Regions from separate parts of the Mus musculus genome. Here region 1 is linked to region 2. A link is a loop called in an ENCODE intact Hi-C map of the cell type or tissue named here. Cell type or tissue: gastrocnemius. All regions are shown on one strand. Each heading gives the region's core, and the rest is flanking DNA. Links, peaks and the distances in the headings are about the cores only.

Region 1 (9,457 bases), core at 929-8,928, 1.0 Mb after region 2:
CAGTATTGTCCATTAAAAAACAAAAATACACAAAACTCACACTTCCTAAGTCATTTCCTAAACCATAACAACCAAATCTCCAAGAAAGAGAATTCACCTTTAAATAGAAATGAACTGACAATCAAAATTCAGCTGGGCAGTGGTAGCGTACCCTTTAATCCCAGCACTTAGGAGGCAGAGGCAGGCGGATTTCTGAGCTCGAGGCCAGCCTGGTCTACAGAGTGAGTTCCAGGACAGCCAGGGCTACACAGAGAAACCCTGTCTCAAAAAAACAAAAAAAAAAACCAAAAAAAATGTAAACCAATTCAAAAATAACTCAAAACATAATTCTCAATTTTATTTTGTTGTAAAAATGTGAGAAAGCACAATCTTACCTACCACCTATTTAAATGTTTCCATGCTGTCCCCTTACCTTGGGTGCTTTAGGCTCACTAACACGGAGAGCTTCCCTGAAATATGCATCAACAGCATAGTTGGCTTTTCTTTCTCTTTTTGGTGGTTCAATCCACTCTGTGAATGCAATCTAGGAGATGGGAAAAACATTCCAATCATTAATTTCATTATACACAGCAATAAATTATCTATAGTGACTTATAAATAAAAATATAATGATGAAGTACCAAACTAAAAATTCTACAAAGGTGCAGACTATGGTATTTTTAGTACTATGTAATTAATACACAATAAATACTACAGAATTTATGCTACAACCCAAATAAGTAGAAAAATTAGACATAATTTTGTTTAAAAAACTATGTTCAATACTTATCTAAATGATAAGAAAAATGACAAGTATTTCTTCTATACAGCATTTGACAATTTCTATAGTAGCAAATACATCTACTAAAACTAAACCATTTTAATTACCAATTAATTCAAGTTCCAAGAAAAATAGCCTGTGGCCTTTTTATTGCCATTTAGTTTACTTTCAAATATTCCAAATGACACACTCTACAAGAATACTTTCAGTAATAGTATACAGTGAACTTTACTGTATAAATTAAAAATACTCCAAAACTAGCTTAGAGGTACACATCCATAATGGCAACACTAAGGACGGACCTAGAAACAAGGGATTACAAGAGTTCAAGGCAGCCTCAGATATGAATCAAGGAAAGCCACCCAGGGCCATATTAAGATATCACACACACACACACACACACACACACACACACACACCATAAGTAAATAAGCAAGGGAAAAAATAAATCAGAGATTGCAAACTACAACAATAGACTATGAAAAACCTAAGATGTGGATAAACTAACACAGGATTCCAAGTTTTCAGTAAAACTTCATTCTAAAATAAGTACCTTTTGTTTTTCTCTATAGTCTTCTCCTTCAAAGTTATAAACACTGGACTCTGTGTCCATCGTAAAGTTTCTAAGTGAACTTTCACCCATCTTGGAGAGCTTTTCGTTCATTTCTGCAGTCTACATAGAAAAAAAAAAAGTCTTCTTAAATTGAGAGCAAAATAATCTTAAGACCTGTAGTCAAAATAAAACTAGAAAGATGGCTCACGAGTTAAGAACACTTGTTCTTCCAGATAACCTGGTTCAATTCACAAGGCAACTCACAACTCTATTTAACTCCAGTTCCAAGGGATTTAGTGCCCTCTTCTGGCCTCATTGGGCAACAGGCACACTCGTGATGCACAGGCAAGCACCCATACACAAAAAAATAAGTTTAAAAAAAAAAAAAGACTCCTTTATACAAACACGTTTTTTTTTATATAGAAAAGAAACTGGTGATTCACAGAGGAAATATTTTTCTCAAATAGTTTTGGACTGAACTGTCAGATTCAAAGGAAACTCTTAATTCCTCAAATCCAAAGGCAGTCCAAATATCTAGAAACTACATCAGCCTGGACTATAGGAGGAGCCTTGGCAGCTAGATCAAAGCCAGTATTCCTCAGAAACTTGTCAAGCCAGTTGCCTCCCAAAGGGAGTCATTGTCCTTGCCGCTGGCAGCCTCTCTACCATTGGCACCTATCCACCTATCTATCAAAGCCCATGCTGGCCTCCAAGCTCCCCCAGTACCATGAGTACCTGTTATCCATTTCAAAGTCCATGCTGCTACACTACCATCCTAGTCCCTTACCTAAACCTCATCTAGCTCTTGGGCTTCCCCTGCCAACTGTTCATCCTGCTACAGCCTGGCTAGTTTCACTATTCTCCCCATTGTTCCTGCTATTTTTACTATTTCTCTACCCTCTGCTGCTTCTCCAGCCTGGCCACATATGCTGTGCTGATCATGTTCCGTCTACTTCTTTCTCTGCTCTGGACTCCTCCAGATGCCGCTGGCTGTTCTCTCTCTCATATCTACAATTAAAAAACCTCCTTAACCATGTCAGGTCGTCAGTTTCTTCATAAACTATTTGTTACAAAACACTATCATTTACTATGCATCTCACCTTCTTTGCACCTCTTTCTAAAATACCATCAATATCCTCATCAGTGATTTCACTTTCTTTTGAAGCAAACACATGTGTAGCACCATGTCGAATCATTTGAAGCATTTCATCTTTCCCAATTTTGTTCAGGTTCTGATCTACAAGCCTCCCTGGGGGGGAAAAAAAGGATTGTCTTGTATTATATTGTAGGGGGAAGAGAGTAAACGAAAATCGGATTCCCTAATTGGTTCTTGATTGTGTCAATAAAGAAGGCGGAATGCTGGACAAAAGGAAAAAGGTGGGATTTCTGTGTCCTAAGAGGCAGAGAAAGGACACAGGGCAGGAGGATGTCTTTGGCCAGGCTTTGGAAGGAGGAGGATGCAAGAGCCATGTAAGGTCTTAGGGCAGCCAGAACCAGCGCCCTGACAGGTGGTTGGCCGAAATAGATTTGCTGATAAGAGCCTAGCAATTGTATTATATGTTTTCTATCCATGGAGCTAAAGTGGGCAAGAGGGGAAAGAAAAGACAGGCAGTTGTTGGCAGCTTGGCAAACCTAGTTGAGAGAAAAGGAGGTAGCGTGTTTTTAACTTTACACACAACATTATATTAATCTGAATTTATTTTACTGTAAACTTAAAAAATTAGAAAATTTACCCATTTCTGTTTACTGTTAATTTACAAATGATCAAACTCACTGAGTGTTAAATTTAATGCCATATTTTCAGCTGTGTAAGTTTTTAAATATTTCTAAAGCTAACACATTATATATTACCTATTGTATATTGGCTCATTAAAATGTTTTATGAAGAATACAGTATTTGAGATATTTGAAAATCAAGTAGCTGAGCGCAATAGCAGACACATTTAATCCCAGAACTCAAGACACAGAAGCAGGCATTTATCTGTGAGCTCAAGGCCAACCTTCATGAACTATATAGTGAGTTACAGGACAGCCACAGCTATATATAGTGAGACCCTGACTCAATGGCAAACAAACAGGGGAAGGGGAAGGGGAAGGGGAAGGGGAAGGGGAAGGGGAAGGGGAAGGGGAAGGGGAAGGGGAAGGGGAAAAGAAAAGTTGAGAGAAAACCTCACAAATTTTAACATATCTAAACCTTATAAGAAATCCTTCCTATCATAGTGATGTTATTGATTATCTTTCCCATTATGTTTAGATTTTATATAAGAACAGATGCCTTTAACCCCAATATTGGAAAAGCAGAGGCAGTATATGAGTTGAAGGTCAGCCCAGTCCACTTATCAAATTCTAAACCAGTCAGGGCTACACAATAAGACCATTTCAATTAATTTATTGATTTTTTTTTTTCCTTCCCGAGACAGGGTTTCTCTGTGTAACCCTAGCTGGAACGACTCTGTAGATCAGACTGGCCTCAAACTCAGAAATCTGTCTGCCTCTGCCTCCCAAGTGCTGGGGTTAAAGGCGTACACCACCACTGCAAAGCTAAATTCATTGATTGATTGATTGATTTTTAAAATAACAAAAGAAAATATCTAGATATAATAAACTCAAAAGCTTTTGAAAATTTAGTTTGATCAACTGGTAGGAATTTAGCCAATCTTAATTTGTGTTTTCACAAATATAAGCAAAAAATGTCATCTAAAAGTTGATCTGGTACAAGAACTTGAAGTTTCCTTCAACTGAGCCAAATAAAGTGCCAAATAAAGTTCTACAGCTATAGTCAAGAGTTTCCTTCCTACTAAATTCTAAAGTTCCTTCAAAATAGTAACTTTGGTCCACCCAATGCCTACCTAGCATCTGACAGTCATCACTTAGTAAATAGTTCGGGATAAGAAAAAAGTAGCCGGGTGGTGGTGGCGCACGCCTTTAATCCCAGCACTTGGGAGGCAGAGGCAGGCGGATTTCTGAGTTTGAGGCCAGCCTGGTCTACAGAGTGAGTTCCAGGACAGCCAGGGCTATACAGAGAAACCCTGTCTCAAAAAACCAAAAAAAAAAGAAAAAAGTAATATACTTTTTGTTCAGTATCCTCAGTGCTTATAAATCACCACAATTCAATTTAATATATGCTATGCTGAATGTCATATATTTTATATATTATCCCACTAATTTTTAAAAGCTAAGTATTACTTTTATTTCCACTTAAGTGAATTATGAAGTTCAAAACTCATTAACTTAGTGACAAAGTTAAAGCTTAAAATATCCGGAATATAAACTTTCTTTCTTGGCTGTTAGCTGGACTCCAGGTGCTTAAAAATCTCCCCTAGGGCATCAGACTGAAATATGCAACTTAGGGAATTATTTAAAGTTCTAGGTCTCACCTTGTTGAATTACTATCGAATCCAGTCTAAGTTTCATCTCAGCACGTTCCACTATTCTTTCTTCCACAGTGTTATCAGTTATAAAGCGAAACACTCGGACAGTCTTCGTTTGTCCAATTCTATGGGCACGGTCCTAGAATTAAATTACCATGTTACTTTGAATATAATTAAAAAGTGAATAAAGAAACATGTACACTGAGAAGCAAAATTAAAATACTCTTTAAATATAACACCTATACTATGGATTCATGTTACATAAATAGTTCTTAAATTCTCAGATTTAATCAAATTAAACACAAGGAAAGCTTCCTAAAACTAAAGAAAATCATAGTTTTTTAATAGACAAAGCCAACTGCATGAGTAACAAAAATATGATACTATCTAACAGGCAAAACTGTAACATATCAGTTGGATAATCATTTCTTTCTCTTGATTTTAGTTTCAAAATCTTGTTCTTCATCAAATTAATAAAATCTTGTCACTCATTAGGGAAATAAAAACCATAAAAAATGTCCTTCACAAATGATATAAAAATCACATTCAAAGATTACTCAATCAAATTATTTTGAATGTTAATTCTGTTTAACTTCTGGTAAATTCAAACTATGTTCCACCAACAAAACACCTTATTTATGGAGTTGGTCAGATGGCTCAGTGGTTAAGAGTACTGGCTGCTTTTAAAAGGTTCCCATTTCAATTCCCAGCAACCACATAGGGATTAGATGCCCACTTCTGGCAGGTGGGTGCACATGCAGCAGAACAGTCGTACATTAAATAAGTTTTTTAAAACACCTTAATTCTAATAGTTTATCAGTTTCCCTTAACCATCCTTACAAAGAGTGTAAGAAAAAGTCTATAGGAGGAACAACAATATGAACTAAGCAGTGCTCCCCAGAGCTGTGCCTCTAGTTGCATATGTAGCAGACAATGGCCTAGTCTTGAATGGGAGGAGAGGCCCTTGGTATTGAGAAGATCATATGCCCCAGTACAGGGCCAGGAAGCGGGGGTGGGTGGGTTGGGGAGCAGGGGGGGAAAGGGTAGAGGGGGCTTTGGGGATAGCATTCGAAATGTAAATAAGAGAATATCTAATTAAAAAATGCCTTAATTTTAAAAAAAAAAGGAAAAAAAGAAAGTGACTAGTGCAGATAATTTGAAATTGCACTTAAAAACACCCAATACTTTAAGTCAACAGTCAGAATTTGTACAATCCACATTAGTTTGTAGATCCTGAATTTTTTCAGCTTTAAAATCAATTTCCTCATTTGGCCGGACACTCTCAAAATGGGCATAAATTTTAGGCATCCCAAGTGGCAGATGAACTACCAACTTACAAACTGATTTCCCCTTTCTCTTAAAACACAACTACACACATTTACTGACAAGCTCATTCACCAGAGTATTCAAAATACTTTTACAGACCTATTAGATCAAAAGAAATAAAATTCTATTAAGTGACAGTGAGAACTCAACTTGAAATGAGACATCTTCATCAACCTCCCACCACATTCAAAAGGTTCTTTAACACATCAAAAGAGGTGAGAGAAAATGGTGGGAGAAAGAATCTAAGAGCCAGAGACTGGAGAGGAATATATAACATGCCTATTGTAGGCACTGACCCACAGCAGTTGTGGTTACTTGCACAAAATCAAGCCCACCAAAATTCCAGCTGTTGAGACCCATTTCCCTGTCAAGGAGTTCCTGGCGGGTAACTGCTACTGGGTGAAGGGAGAATCTTTTTTCTTTAGGTATAACCACTGATAAATTGCCCTTGCTCCAGTAGAAGGCCATATATATATGGCCTATAATTTTTGTTATATTTGGTTTTTTGTTCTTTTAGGGGGGACTTTGGGGGGGGATCGGTGTTTGTTTGTTTGTTTGTTTGTTTTGAGACAGGGTTTCTCTGTGTAGCTCTGGCTGTCCTGGAACTCACTTTGTAGACCAGGTTGGCCTCGAACTCAGAAATCCACCTGCCTTTGCCTCCCAAGTGCTGTTATATTTGTTATGGGATGAACTTTTTTTTTTCGTGTGTGTGTGTGTGTGTGTGTGTGTGTGTGTGTGTGTGTGTGTGCGCGCGCGCGCGCGCGCGCAATAATTAAAATCATTTGATTCCTTTTGGGGGGGATCAAGGAGGGTTTGAGAAAGGAGAGATGTATTAGGATGAATCTAAGAAGAGCAGGCAGGGGCAATGGGAGATGTATATGACCAAAATAAAAGATTAAAATACTATATAGCTTTTAAAAATAAAGACGACTGTGAGCTGAGATGATGATTAAGTAAAGAACTTGCTGCCCAAGCCCAATGACCTGAGTAAATTCCTGGAAAACAGATAATGGAAAGAGAATTCCCGAGTTGTCCTCTGGCCTCCACTTATACATTAGGCAGAAATGTGTTGACATACTTTCTAAATAACTAAATTTTTTAAAATTAAAAGAAAGTTCTAGTAGGTAAAATCAGGATATTTATAAAATGAACACATCTATTAAGCACACACAGTATTTACTTGTTCATCTCTTACCATAGCCTGAAGATCAACTTGCGGATTCCAATCTGAGTCATATAAAATGACTACATCAGCAGTTGCAAGATTGATGCCCAGACCACCAGCACGTGTGCTTAGCATAAATACAAACTTTGTGCTATTTGGTTCATTGTATGCATTGATGGAGTCCTATGGAAATAAAATAACAAGTGTTAGAAATTTTTGTTGTATTTGGTTTTTTGTTCTTTCAGGGGTTCTTAGGGTTTGTTTTTTGTATTTTTGAGACAGGGTTTCTCTGTGTAGCCCTGGCTATTCTGGAACTCACTTTGTAGACCAGGCTGGCCTCGAACACAGAAATCCACCTGCCTCTGCCTCTCTTTCTTCTCTCTCTCTCCTCTCTCTCTCTCTCTCTCTCTCTCTCTCAAAAGACGATCTACGTAGCCCTAGCTGGTCTGGATATGTAGACCTCCTCCTGACTCCTGAGTATTGGATTTAAAGGTACTCTCCACCATAACCAAAACTGGTGGGTGGGATATTTTTATATTGCCCACACTAGCTCAAGTACCCGCTCCTCCTGAAGTTACAAGCAGCTGGGACTACAGGTTGATACCATCATGCCTGGCTTAGGAAATTACTTTATCTAGGACATGGTAGCACATACCTATAATCAATCCCAGCACGCAGGAAGAGGCAGTTCAAGATCATACTCAACTACACTGAATTTCAGACTAGCCTAGATATATAAGTCTTTATCTGATATGATGGCTCAGTAGTTAAAAGCACTGGCTGCTCTTCTAGAGGACCCTAGTTCAATCCCCAGCACCCATGTAGCAGCTCACAACCATCTGTTGTTACTCTAGTTCCCAGGGTTCCAATGCCCACCACTGGCCTCCTTGGCCACCAGGCACATACAAGGTACAGATAGACAGACACTTAGGCAAAACACTATCACACAAAATAAATTTTAAAAGAAAAATACATATTTTTAAAAAAAATCAAATACTCTGATGCAATACAATACAAACATATATTAAATTGGTACACACTAATGGAATATAAAAAATAAAGTTCTTACTTCACTTTTTAACTTCCCACCCTTTCATACTTACTTGTCTCTCATCATGGGGTGTCTGTCCATCCAACCTGCAGTACTCATAATTTCTCCACATGCAATAATCTTCCAAAATGTCTAATACTCTTGTCATCTGACTAAAGATTAGTACTCTTGAACCTAATGAACATAAATACCTATTATCAGAAATTTCTAACACAGAATTTTTTATTTAAAAATTTAACACTAAACAAAAATAAGACTAAAATTATCCATCAAGTTCCAAATTAGTTATTTGACTATAAAAGGATAACAATGACATCAATAAATACCTAGGCCAGCCATTCCCCACCTATCTTCCATTATAGAACAAAAAAAGAGAGTGTCACGTGTACAGTATACTAAGGTAAAACCTGTCTGCTTTAGGAGAGTGAATCATTAGCCTGTTACCTCATTTATATTTAAAAGTTGTATTTCACCACTGCACATTTTTTTCTTTAAACATGATTCCCTGAACTCCTCAACACTAAAATCCATCTAATTGTGGGAACCACATTTTAACTTAATAGACCATTAACATGTGTCAATTCACTAGCAACTACAAAGGGGTTTTTGGCTGTCATTATCAAGGTATATCTATTGGTATAACCATCTGTGATGGTTTGAATATGCTTGGCCCAGGGAGTTGCACTGTTAGAAAGTGTGGCCTTGTTGGAGGAAGTGTGTCACTGTGGACCTGGGCTTTATGACCCTCTTCCTAGCTGCCTGGAAGCCAGTCTTCTCCTAGCCTTCAGATGAAAATGTAGAACTCTCAGGTTCGAGAGATGGCTCAGTCGTTAAGAGCACTGACTCCTCTTCCAAAGGTTCTGAGTTCAACTCCCAGCAACCACATGGTGGCTCACAATCATCTGTAATGGGATCTGATGCGCTCTTCTGGTGTGTCTGAAGACAACTACAATGTACTCAAATAAAATAAATAAGTCTTTAAAAAAAAAGGGTGAAAAACGTTCCATTAGAGAGAGAGAGAGAGAGAGGGAGGGAGGGAGGGAGGGAGGGAGGGAGGGAGGGAGGAAGGAAGGAAGGAAGGAAGGAAGGAAGGAAGGAAGGAAGAAAGAAAGAAAGAAAGAAAGAAAGAAAGAAAGAAAGAAAGAAAGAAAGAAAGAAAGAAAGAAAGAAAGAAAGAAAGAAAGAGAGAGAAAGAAAGAAAATGTAGAACTCTCAGCTCCTCTTACAGCAT
Region 2 (9,457 bases), core at 608-8,607:
CTTCTCTATAAAAGAGTGTTTTGTTTTTTTCCCTGCACCACAAGCTGTGTTTATCACTTTACAGTTGCATGTTCAACTTGTCATAGCTGGAATTACTGTATAAAAAGAACTGATTGTGACTTGTAGTTCTTCTCTAGAGGATGCTGCTAGAACGTGGTTTTGCTTTGCATTTTGTAGTTCTTCCCGTCAGTGCTGTGTGTAGTCCTGCTTCTTCCAGTCTGCAGTATTCACTAGAGGCGCCCTTTGCATGTTGCACTCTGTTCTCATTTGGAGGTTGGACTCAGACCAGTTAGCACAGTATTCTCTCATCTGTGTCACTTTGTAAAACTAACTGTACTCTGTATTTCTTATTTGTACATATCAATGTGAGAAATCTCCCTTTTTTATGTTGCAATTACCTTGTGATCAGGCAGCTTGAGTGCTATGCAAATAGTAAGTAGTGTAGTGGTGATTTTTCTTTGCATGTTGTGTGTGATATACCTAGCCAGAAATAGATGTGGCTTTTGTTTTGGGGGCAGATTACTTTCAAAAGCAAATACAATTCACTTGAATTTGACAAACTGAAGCAGACAAGTGTTCTGGGTCCTCTGATAATTTGGGGTGTTTGGCTGTCAGCTAGGCTCATGAAGTCCACTGTACTGTAATGATGGTATTTACCTCTGTGCTATTTTAATTACCCTCGCGTCTGTGGAACTGCTGATTTGAGTAGTGATTAGCATTTAGAAATTTTGTAATGTAGAGTTTTAGAGAGAGCACTTTGAAAGATAAACATTTTATTATGATGGTGCTAGGTACAAAATTTATAGCATGGGATGTGAAGAAAAAAAATGAGAACCCATTGAAAGGAAGAAAGGAATTTGTTGTCTGCTTCTAAGCTAGAGTGGTTGTAAAGGTTCTGCTCTGCCAGTGTTCAGTATCAGTGGCTGAATTATGGATAAGAACTGTAGAGAATCTTCTGTTTAGTCCGTGCTTTTTATGTAGAATTGGTTTTATCTAATAGTTTTACTATGGAAATCGCCTTTTGATATTAAAGCCAGATTTTAGAGGTTTGATATGTTTGGTCTCAGGAGCTCAAAAGAAGTAGCTTTTTCCAGTGTCTTTTGTGTTACTGATTTGGGAAATGTTGAAAGATTGGACAGGGAAGAATAGCGCTTGGTGTCCTCATGGTCATTCTGTCTTACCTTAGTGGCTTGACAGTACTTACTATAGCTCCTGAGGGAAGCCAATCAACTTCTGTTTTCCTACCTGACCTGCAGGGCATGATGGATCAGTGATGAAAGAATTGTAGCCTGTGGCACTTTGTTTTGACCTCTGGTATAGAACTCTGACTTTTATAGTTTTAAAATGATCAATCTTTGTATGAAAGTCAGTTTTCTTTCTTTAGGTATCAGAAGATTTTGCCTTATTCTGAGGTCGGACTAGGGCCAAGCAAGCTTTTTCCTTCATATGAGCTGTCATACTGTATTTTGACCTCTTTCTGCACGAAAAAAGAAAGAAAAATGACAGCTGGAAAAAGTCCTTTGTATTGGCACATGATAAATCTTGATGACGGGCTATATTCTGAACAAACGCTTGCACTGACCAAAGCTTGTGTTTAGCGTGTGTTTAGCATAGGTGCTGTAGTTGGAGTGGGCCCCACCTCTGCTCCTTTCAGTGTTCTTGCTGTTCAAGTTATTCCTCTCAGACATCCTCCATTGTCCCACGCACTCCTTGGCAGCAGAATGCTGGCAGCTTGTGACCCTCATGTTTCCTGTAAGTCTGTTTCATGGTAGGGTTCATACCTGCCTCAGCCTGACAGGAGTAGGTTTTCCGCAACCCACTGTGCTGAGACAGTTGATGTGATGCAAACTATTCTTGGAGTGTGTTGTTTTCTTTGGCCCAAGGGTAAACTAAAATACCTGTGAACTGCAAACTTGCTTGTGATTGACTTGGTGCAATACAGTTCCTTTCTAAACGTTTCTGGTTTAGAGAATACTCAGCCATCCTGGAAACTAGCAATATTTATTTTGCCTCATTTACTTTATTTTCAGTTTTAGATGAGGTGAAGGTTTTCTTTCAGTTAGGGTACTTGGCAAGGTCCATTCTAGTGTAGCTGAAGAGGAAGCTATACTATTTTCTGTTTACTGTATTTTGCTCCCTATTTTATGCTTTTTAAAAATCTTTCACAGTGACTCACTTGATTGAGCATATTGATTTGAAAGAGCTAAGATTTTCCTGCTTAATGTCAGCCATTGGCTCTCCTGATAATTGGGACTTTTTGTTTGTTTGTTTTTTGTTGTTTTGTTTTTTTTGTTTCCCCTTTCCCTAAAATTATAAGTTTAGAGAATCCTGTAAGAGGGGTGGGTGCATGTCTTAATGCTGAGAAGCAGCAGCTTTGGGGTTGAATTTACTTGAATGGTTTAAAAAGATTGCATTGTTACAAAGCTAGAAAAAATTTATGTATGAAAAATGATCCTAGCCTTACACTGAGTACAATAATACTTATAAGCATGTGAAGATGTGATCTTTGTGATGTTACTTGTACAAACATATATACATATCTATACATATCTTTTGAAGTGTTGAAAGGAATAGTACTTTATATTCTTTATCATACCACTTTTGTAAGTGTTGAATATATTGCTGTTTATTTTTCTATGTTCTGTTTCGTAGCCTTAAGAAGTGTTTCAAACGATCTGAATGTATAAAACAAGTCAATGCCCTACATGGTGTGATGCTGCATTATATATACAACCGTGTGCATATATTAAATTCTGTTTGTCGAGTCTGCTTGGGATTCTTTGGTCTTTGGGTAACCCAATATATCATATGTAAATCTGAGGATGAATCTTAGTAAACTCTTGAAAATGACATGGTTTCCATGTATGTTTCATGCTGGAAGATACTTACAGTAGAGGCAACTGAAAGTGGGATTCATACCTTATTAGTGCTGGTTCCCTTTTATGTTCTGCACTGCAAAGGTTAGAGCAGTTGATGGAGCTCGTCAGTGGCGGCGTATGTACCGGCAGTGTAAGTGGCTGGACGAGAAAGGCTATGTATGCCCCATCCCTTTCAGTACACTCAAGAGGGATGCAGAAGACCCAGGCTGTGTGTGTGTGTATGTGTGTGTGTATGTGTGTGTGTGTGTGTGTGTGTGTGTGTGTGCGCCCCATCCCTTTCAGTACACTCAAGAGGGATGCAGAAGACCCAGGCTGTGTGTGTGTGTATGTGTGTGTGTGTGTGTGTGTGTGTGTGCGCGTCCCCAGTCCCCAAAAGTTCAGGAAGGTGTTTTCTAAAGACTGAACAAATTGGAAACAGAAATAATGTTATCAGATTAACTGAAGTACTTTGAACCCTGTTTGCATTTTGCAGTCCTGGGAAGTAAAATGCAAACTGCACATTTTAGGCAGGTGGTCTATTTTGAATTATATCCCTGGCCCTGAAAAAAAATTCTTAAGTGCATGTTCATTATTAAGTAATTTTACTCAAGAATAGTCATTTTGCTAATTATGAACTTTTTTAGGGAACTGTTTTTTTCAGAAGTAGAACTGAAAATAACACTTATTCAGGGCAAATACTTGATGTATAGGCAGCAAGCTATATGAGGGTTTTCTTTTTTCAGATTAATTTTTTTCTTAAAGACTATGTATGTGAATGACTGCATGAGTGCAGGTGCCCTTTGAGGCCATTTTCCTAGAGGTGGAATTAAAGGCAAGTAAGTCAGCCTGACATGGGCACTTGCTACAAAGCAAGCATTGTGCTTTGTGCTTTACAGTTTATATCCCTGGCTTGCCTGAAACTCAAATTTCACCTGCCTCTCTGCCTCAGTGCAGGAATTCAAGTCCTGTGCATCTGACCTAATGATACACTTGTGTGGGGGAGGGGGGGTGGGGGGGTGGCGTGTGCCATGTGCACAGTCATATAAATTCTTTTTTTTTTTTTTTTTTTTTTACTGAGACACAGACTTTATTATGATTTTCACATGTAATCAAGCATAGTTTCCATTGCATCCGAGCAGCAACCAGGAATGGCAGCATGTCATTTTGTGACAACCGACACTGTGGCTTTTCAATTCTGGTTTGCAGAAACCTCGATTAAATCTAGCCATGCTCTGAAAAAGGCTTTAGTTCACTCCAAGCTTGGCAGTTAACATTTGGCATGGACACTGGTAAAACCACAATAGAGAAAGAAGTAACAGATACAATCTCATAGGCCATAAACATATACAGCAAAGGAAGCAGGAGTGAGTCAGGAGTGACCACAGTTAACGGGCTTAGCAGAGCCACTGGGAAGCTTTGACTCACAGCCCCGACAGTTGTTAGAGTGGGAACAAATCTACATACAGTACAGCTCAGGCACTAACACACTGAGAACAGGAACTGCCTGTAAGCTCAGTCGTAGTAACGCCTCACAGCCTTCGGAGTTATCAACAATCCCTTAGTATAAGAAATATTCAAGTTGTATTTCTCATAGAACTTTCTGTGCTTCCTAAAGGTGTTAAATGGATTTAATGGAGGCAGTAATTTCCCCTAAGGTGAATTTTTTTTTTTTTTTAGCATTTTTATAGCTGTATAGACCTAAAGATTTTTAGACTTTTGGAATTATCAGTGATGAATGTGGGAACATTCCAACTTACTGTAATATCATATACTTAACTCACAATGTTATTCTCTCAATTTACCTGAAATTAAATTTTAATCTTGTAAAAAAAATGTGTGAGAATGGTATAATAAATAACTGATATGCTCAAATAGATGTAGCTACAAATGACAGTTACCAAGGCAGGAGCAGGACCCACACTCTCCCCACTGGAAGTTTGAGTGTCTGCATGTTTTTAATTTACAGAACTGTAGAACTGCATACACACCTGTCTACTTTAGTCTGGTGTCTTTAGAAACCCAAGATATGGTCCTCATAGAACTGTTTATCCGAGAAAAAAAATGTAGCTGGTAGTTTCTCCTTTGAAAGGAATGAAATAATTCCAAGACTTAATAACCAGAATTTAGAAAAGGACAGTTTGTTAGAAATTGATTAAGTGTACAGAGACCCAAAAACAATGATTCATGTAGATAGTAAAGAAAGATAAAACTAGAATCCAGATGTACAGTGATTTTAAGGAGAAACACAGTAGTTGCCTGCAGGGATCTACCAGAGGCTCTATGATGCTGTTTCCTATACAAAGGGCCTTCCATGCATGCTAACAGTGTTTCCCTGGAGTGGAGGTCAAGTGATTTCACTTTGTTTCATTCATCAACTATTTGGTCAAAGAAATAAGTAAAGCTAAATAAAAGCACATCTGGTGGAAATCCGCAGCCATGAGCGTTGTCAAGATGTGCTTGGCTGTCGCCGGCAGCACCTGCAGTGGGCAGCAGGACACAGGTCGGCAGCTCTGGGGCTGTCTGTTCTGGAGGAGGCTTTGTGGTCATGGCACTGGTAGCGTTGGCTGTGGAATTCAGGACTTCTCCAAAATCGCCGCCAGCAGGCTTGGCTCCTCCTACTTTAGACTTTAAATTTTCAACTTTTTCTTCAAATGACTTGAAAGTTGGGGAGTTTTTCACGTCTTCCAGCTTTTTGGTGATAACTGAGCCAACCGATGAAAATGCAGCGGAGGCCTTCTGTCCAGCTTGCGATAGAGTTTCAGATGTCTTCTTGTATGCATTGGTTGCCGTCACGTCTTTGCCACCCTTTGGCAATGTTCTGCTTGAACTCCTGAAGCGAGGAGATGCCAAGCTTCCGCTTGAGCTCAGCGAGACGCTTCTCTTTTGCGGCCAATACTTGGGACAGAGTCTGGATTTCTTCTTCCACTTTAGTAAGCTCCCGCCCCAGCTCCTCTTGCTCCTCTTCCGTCAGCGTCTCTGGAGCACTGAGCATGGTAACAGCATCCTCTCCTTCCTCGGCCACTGGCTCTGTCTTCAGCAGACCTTGCTCGCCGCGGTCCATGTCTGAGCCACCTCGCTCCCGGCGCTCGACCTGCCGCGCTCCTCCGCGCCTCTCTGTGCTCCGCCCGCGGCCGCCCGCGCAGTCCCCACCCCGGGCGTCGGCGCCGCCCTCCAGGGAGCCGGTCGGTCAAATTCATTTTTCATCCAATATATTTTGGTAATATTCTTTCCAGTTTAATGCAGGTCCTCCCTATATCCCCACTCACCCAAATTCTTGTTCCAAACAAAAACGGAAAAAAATTAAGAGCTGCAGTAACACAAAAATGTCCCTGCCTGGCATGTGGTTGATAGACCAGTGGCACAGTATTGGAGATGACACTTTCCCTTTCCCAGCAGGGGTCAATACCTAATGAGTGCTCCAGAGTCTCTGCACATTGACCAGTTGTGGAGTGTCCCCTAGTTATCCACTGGGAAAAGCCCCACAAGGGGTGGAGCAACGCAGGGATCTGTAGCATTAGGTTATTAGTTGTTTTACTGCTTTTTTCCTTTAGTAGAATAACCAAGTTTCTCCCTAGGTCTCATGATCTGTCAACTCTCAGTTCTTTGCTTTTGCAGTGCCACGTATGGATTCCTCATGGAGTAGACTTTAACTGTAACCAAAATGTGGTAGATGGCTTAGAGAAAGAATATATGCTGCTGAGCCTTAAATTGAGCTGAGTTCAATTCCTGGGATCTGCATGGTGAAAGGAATTCCTGCAATGGCATATGTGTGTGAATACACACGCAAATAAAACAAATGGTTACTCCCATAACATTTGTTCCCCTACTGTACCAGTCACTTTACAGGTGGTCCCTGTTGGAGGTTGTTGGGTTTGCAGCTGATGATGCTACTCTTCTCTGATGGTAATGCAGAGTACCTTCCAGCACCCAGAACACTAGTCAGTAGGGGTGAAGCTTATAGCTGGGCACCAACTCACTTTCTGCATGTTCCTTTTACAGGTGCTATCAGCAATAGAGCCCTTTTTTCCCTCATGTACAGAATAGCCAATAGCAATAGCCTGTGATGTTTGGTAGGGGTATATATGGGGACCCCTTTGGTTTTTGATTATTTTTTGAGACAGTGTTTCTCTGTTTAGCCTTGGTTGCCCTTCAACTTGCTCTGTAGACCAGTCTGGCCTTGAATTCATAGAGCTCTGCCTCCCAAGTGCTGGCATTGAAAACCTGCACCATCACTGCCCAGTTTATGGGAACCCTTTGGCCAATAGCTCAAGACATTGTTTTCCTGGCACTTGAGGTTTACTTGGTGGCATGTCTAGTAGGAGCATTGTCTCATAAGGTGACTGTATTCACATTATTTTCATATGTGTATTTTAGAAAGCGGCTACAATAGCAGCCATATAGCTTTGCGCTCTGCCACCGAGCTATCTCTTCAGCCCTACTATGTAGGTCTTCTGAGAATGAGTTGACTTGATTGAGCTATCCAGATGAAGTGAGGGTAGGGAGGAAGGAGTGCATTTCCCAATCAGTTGTGTGCTAGGGGATTGTCCAGGTTAATAGAGAAGCCAGATGGGGGTGAGCAAAACTTGTTTGTGTTGCAGGATATTCAGTCACACAGCGAACCCTGAGAGTGTGTTATTTACTGGGAAAAATAAAAACTGTCTTTAGTTGTGGTGTGGCTCAGCCCACACCTTTAATCTAAGAGCTTTCTGCTTGAATGTTGTAAACAGGATTAAAGTTAACCATAGATCAAGAGGCAGGGCAAGCAACCTGTAACAGGAAGTGAACATAAGATTATTAAGAAAAAGCCAGAGAGTAAGGAGGAGTCAGGAAGATAAGACACAGGAAGAAGGGAGGGATACTTAGTTTGAAGTAGGTGGGCATTCCTTCTAGGACTTGCACTGTGAAGGAAGGTCAGCTGGTTGCTTTTCCCCCCTATTTTAGCTAGCAGGCTTAATTGGTAAAATTGAGTGATTTGAGATTTTGTTTTTAAAAAACATGGCTTGTGGCTGGTTGCAGTCTGTGCCAAACTTTTCCCCCCGAAATGGATGGGATAAACAATGAGATGTGACATAGAATCTTTAACTGTCCCTTTGGTTCTTGTAAAATTTTGTATTGGGGGATGGGTCACCACAGAGGCCTGCAGTTAGGGACTGTTATGAGCTACCATTGGTGGGTGCTGGGACCAAACTTGGGTCTTCTGCAAGAGCAGTAGGTGGCTGCTTTTCCAGAGTACTTGGGTTCAATTCCCAGCATCCACATGGCAGCTCACAACTGCCTGTATTCTAGTTCCAAGGTTTCTGGCATCCTTCTAGCAGGCAAAACACCAATGCACACAAAGTAAAAATAAAAATATGCTCTTCCTGTACTTTGACCAAATTGTCCTAATATTAATCTTGCTTTAATGTTGTAGTGTTTTCAGATAAAGCTAGTTATGCAATTATTTTGCAACTTGACTTTGTTCATTCAGTATTACAGATTTCCAGTGGTACTCTTTTTGATAGCCAAACTCTGCACTTTGACAAACTCCTGTTAGCAGCATAGGCCTTCCTACTGCTATGTCAAAGTTTTAGTATCTGGCTGGGCAGTGGTGGCACGTGCATTCTACCCCAGCACTCAGGAGGCAGAGGCAGGTGGGTCTCTTAAGTCCAGGACAGCCAATCTATAAAGAAACCTGTCTCAAAGAAGTCAAAAAAAGTTTAATATCTGATTTTGTATTTTCAAATTTCATTTGCACAAAAATACTCTTATTCACATATTGTCATTAGCATTAAGGTGGATGAACTTTGTATCTGTAATATTCACAAATATATTTTAGTATATTCCCATAACAAGATTAAGTACATAGTGAAGGAAAGAATGACCACACACCGGTAAGCTCAGAAACTGATAAAGGGAGATTTTATTCCATATACTTTGTGTTCCTTTACAACAGATACATATTTATGGATTATATAAATTCATTTTTAGAAAGCCTAATGGGTATCAGTCAAAACAAACTTTCTATCATTGTCTGCAAATTAATCAGACCTATTATTTAAAGTTCTAAAGTCTTGTCAAATACTTTCTAATTTTCCTGTTCTGCCTGCCCTGTTCATTGTAATCCACCTTCCTCATAATTCCAGTTTGGCATATTAGTAAAATGTGGATAATGTCCTTTGTATCCAACAAATGAGTATGCACTGCAGCAATGGACACTTTGTATTGCTATTTCCCTGCACTCACTGGAGAAGTTGTTTTAGGTTGTCCTTGGTTGCTCAACAGAAGACTCTGGAGTCTAAATATGTAGGGCTGGGGATGTAGCTCAGTTGTTAGAGTGCTTGCCTAGCACACACAAAGCCCTGGGTTTGATCCTCAGCACTGTGTAATCCAAGCCTAGGTAGTGGGCTGAGAAATTCAAGGTTGTCCTTGGATACCTAATTTGAGGCCAGCTTGGGCTATAGGACGACAAGCTGTCTCAAAACAAAATTAAAACCGAAACCCTAAAATCCAGATACTTAGGCACCAACTATAAAGACTGTATCGGTTGGGTTTTGTGTGTGTGTGTTGGTGCCAGAGTGTCTTCCTCAATTACTGTCCACTTAGCTTTTAAGACAGGACCT

Evidence for each region. A loop is a pair of places that touch in the nucleus more often than their neighbours do. Peaks named below come from ENCODE experiments on the same cell type or tissue, not always from the same donor. Only the 100,000 strongest peaks of a DNase experiment are listed, where the experiment ranks them.
Region 1: a loop joins it to region 2, with 4 times the contacts of the local background. A loop is called at or near these places in 15 of 42 quality-filtered maps.

Annotation. Positions count from the first base shown.
Region 1 is chr8:80,709,244-80,718,700 of GRCm38, forward strand. Smarca5 (SWI/SNF related, matrix associated, actin dependent regulator of chromatin, subfamily a, member 5) reads right to left here. Exons shown (of 24, transcript NM_053124.2): 12 at 8,279-8,400; 13 at 7,206-7,358; 14 at 4,691-4,823; 15 at 2,414-2,562; 16 at 1,314-1,433; 17 at 413-523. Among named protein-coding and RNA genes, the nearest start is that of Smarca5, 25 kb to the right of the region's middle. In gastrocnemius, for the core only: CTCF peaks have their summits at 1,619 (motif pointing left) and 5,419; a DNase peak (open chromatin) is centred at 1,991.
Region 2 is chr8:79,674,906-79,684,362 of GRCm38, forward strand. Otud4 (OTU domain containing 4) reads left to right here. Exons shown (of 21, transcript NM_001256033.1): 21 at 1-2,850. Abce1 (ATP-binding cassette, sub-family E (OABP), member 1) reads right to left here. Exons shown (of 18, transcript NM_015751.2): 18 at 8,537-9,457. It also overlaps the pseudogene Tpd52-ps. Among named protein-coding and RNA genes, the nearest start is that of Abce1, 32 kb to the right of the region's middle. In gastrocnemius, for the core only: no CTCF peak of the experiment used is centred there; DNase peaks (open chromatin) are centred at 1,709, 5,395 and 5,856; H3K4me3 peaks cover 1,141 bases; H3K27ac peaks cover 569 bases.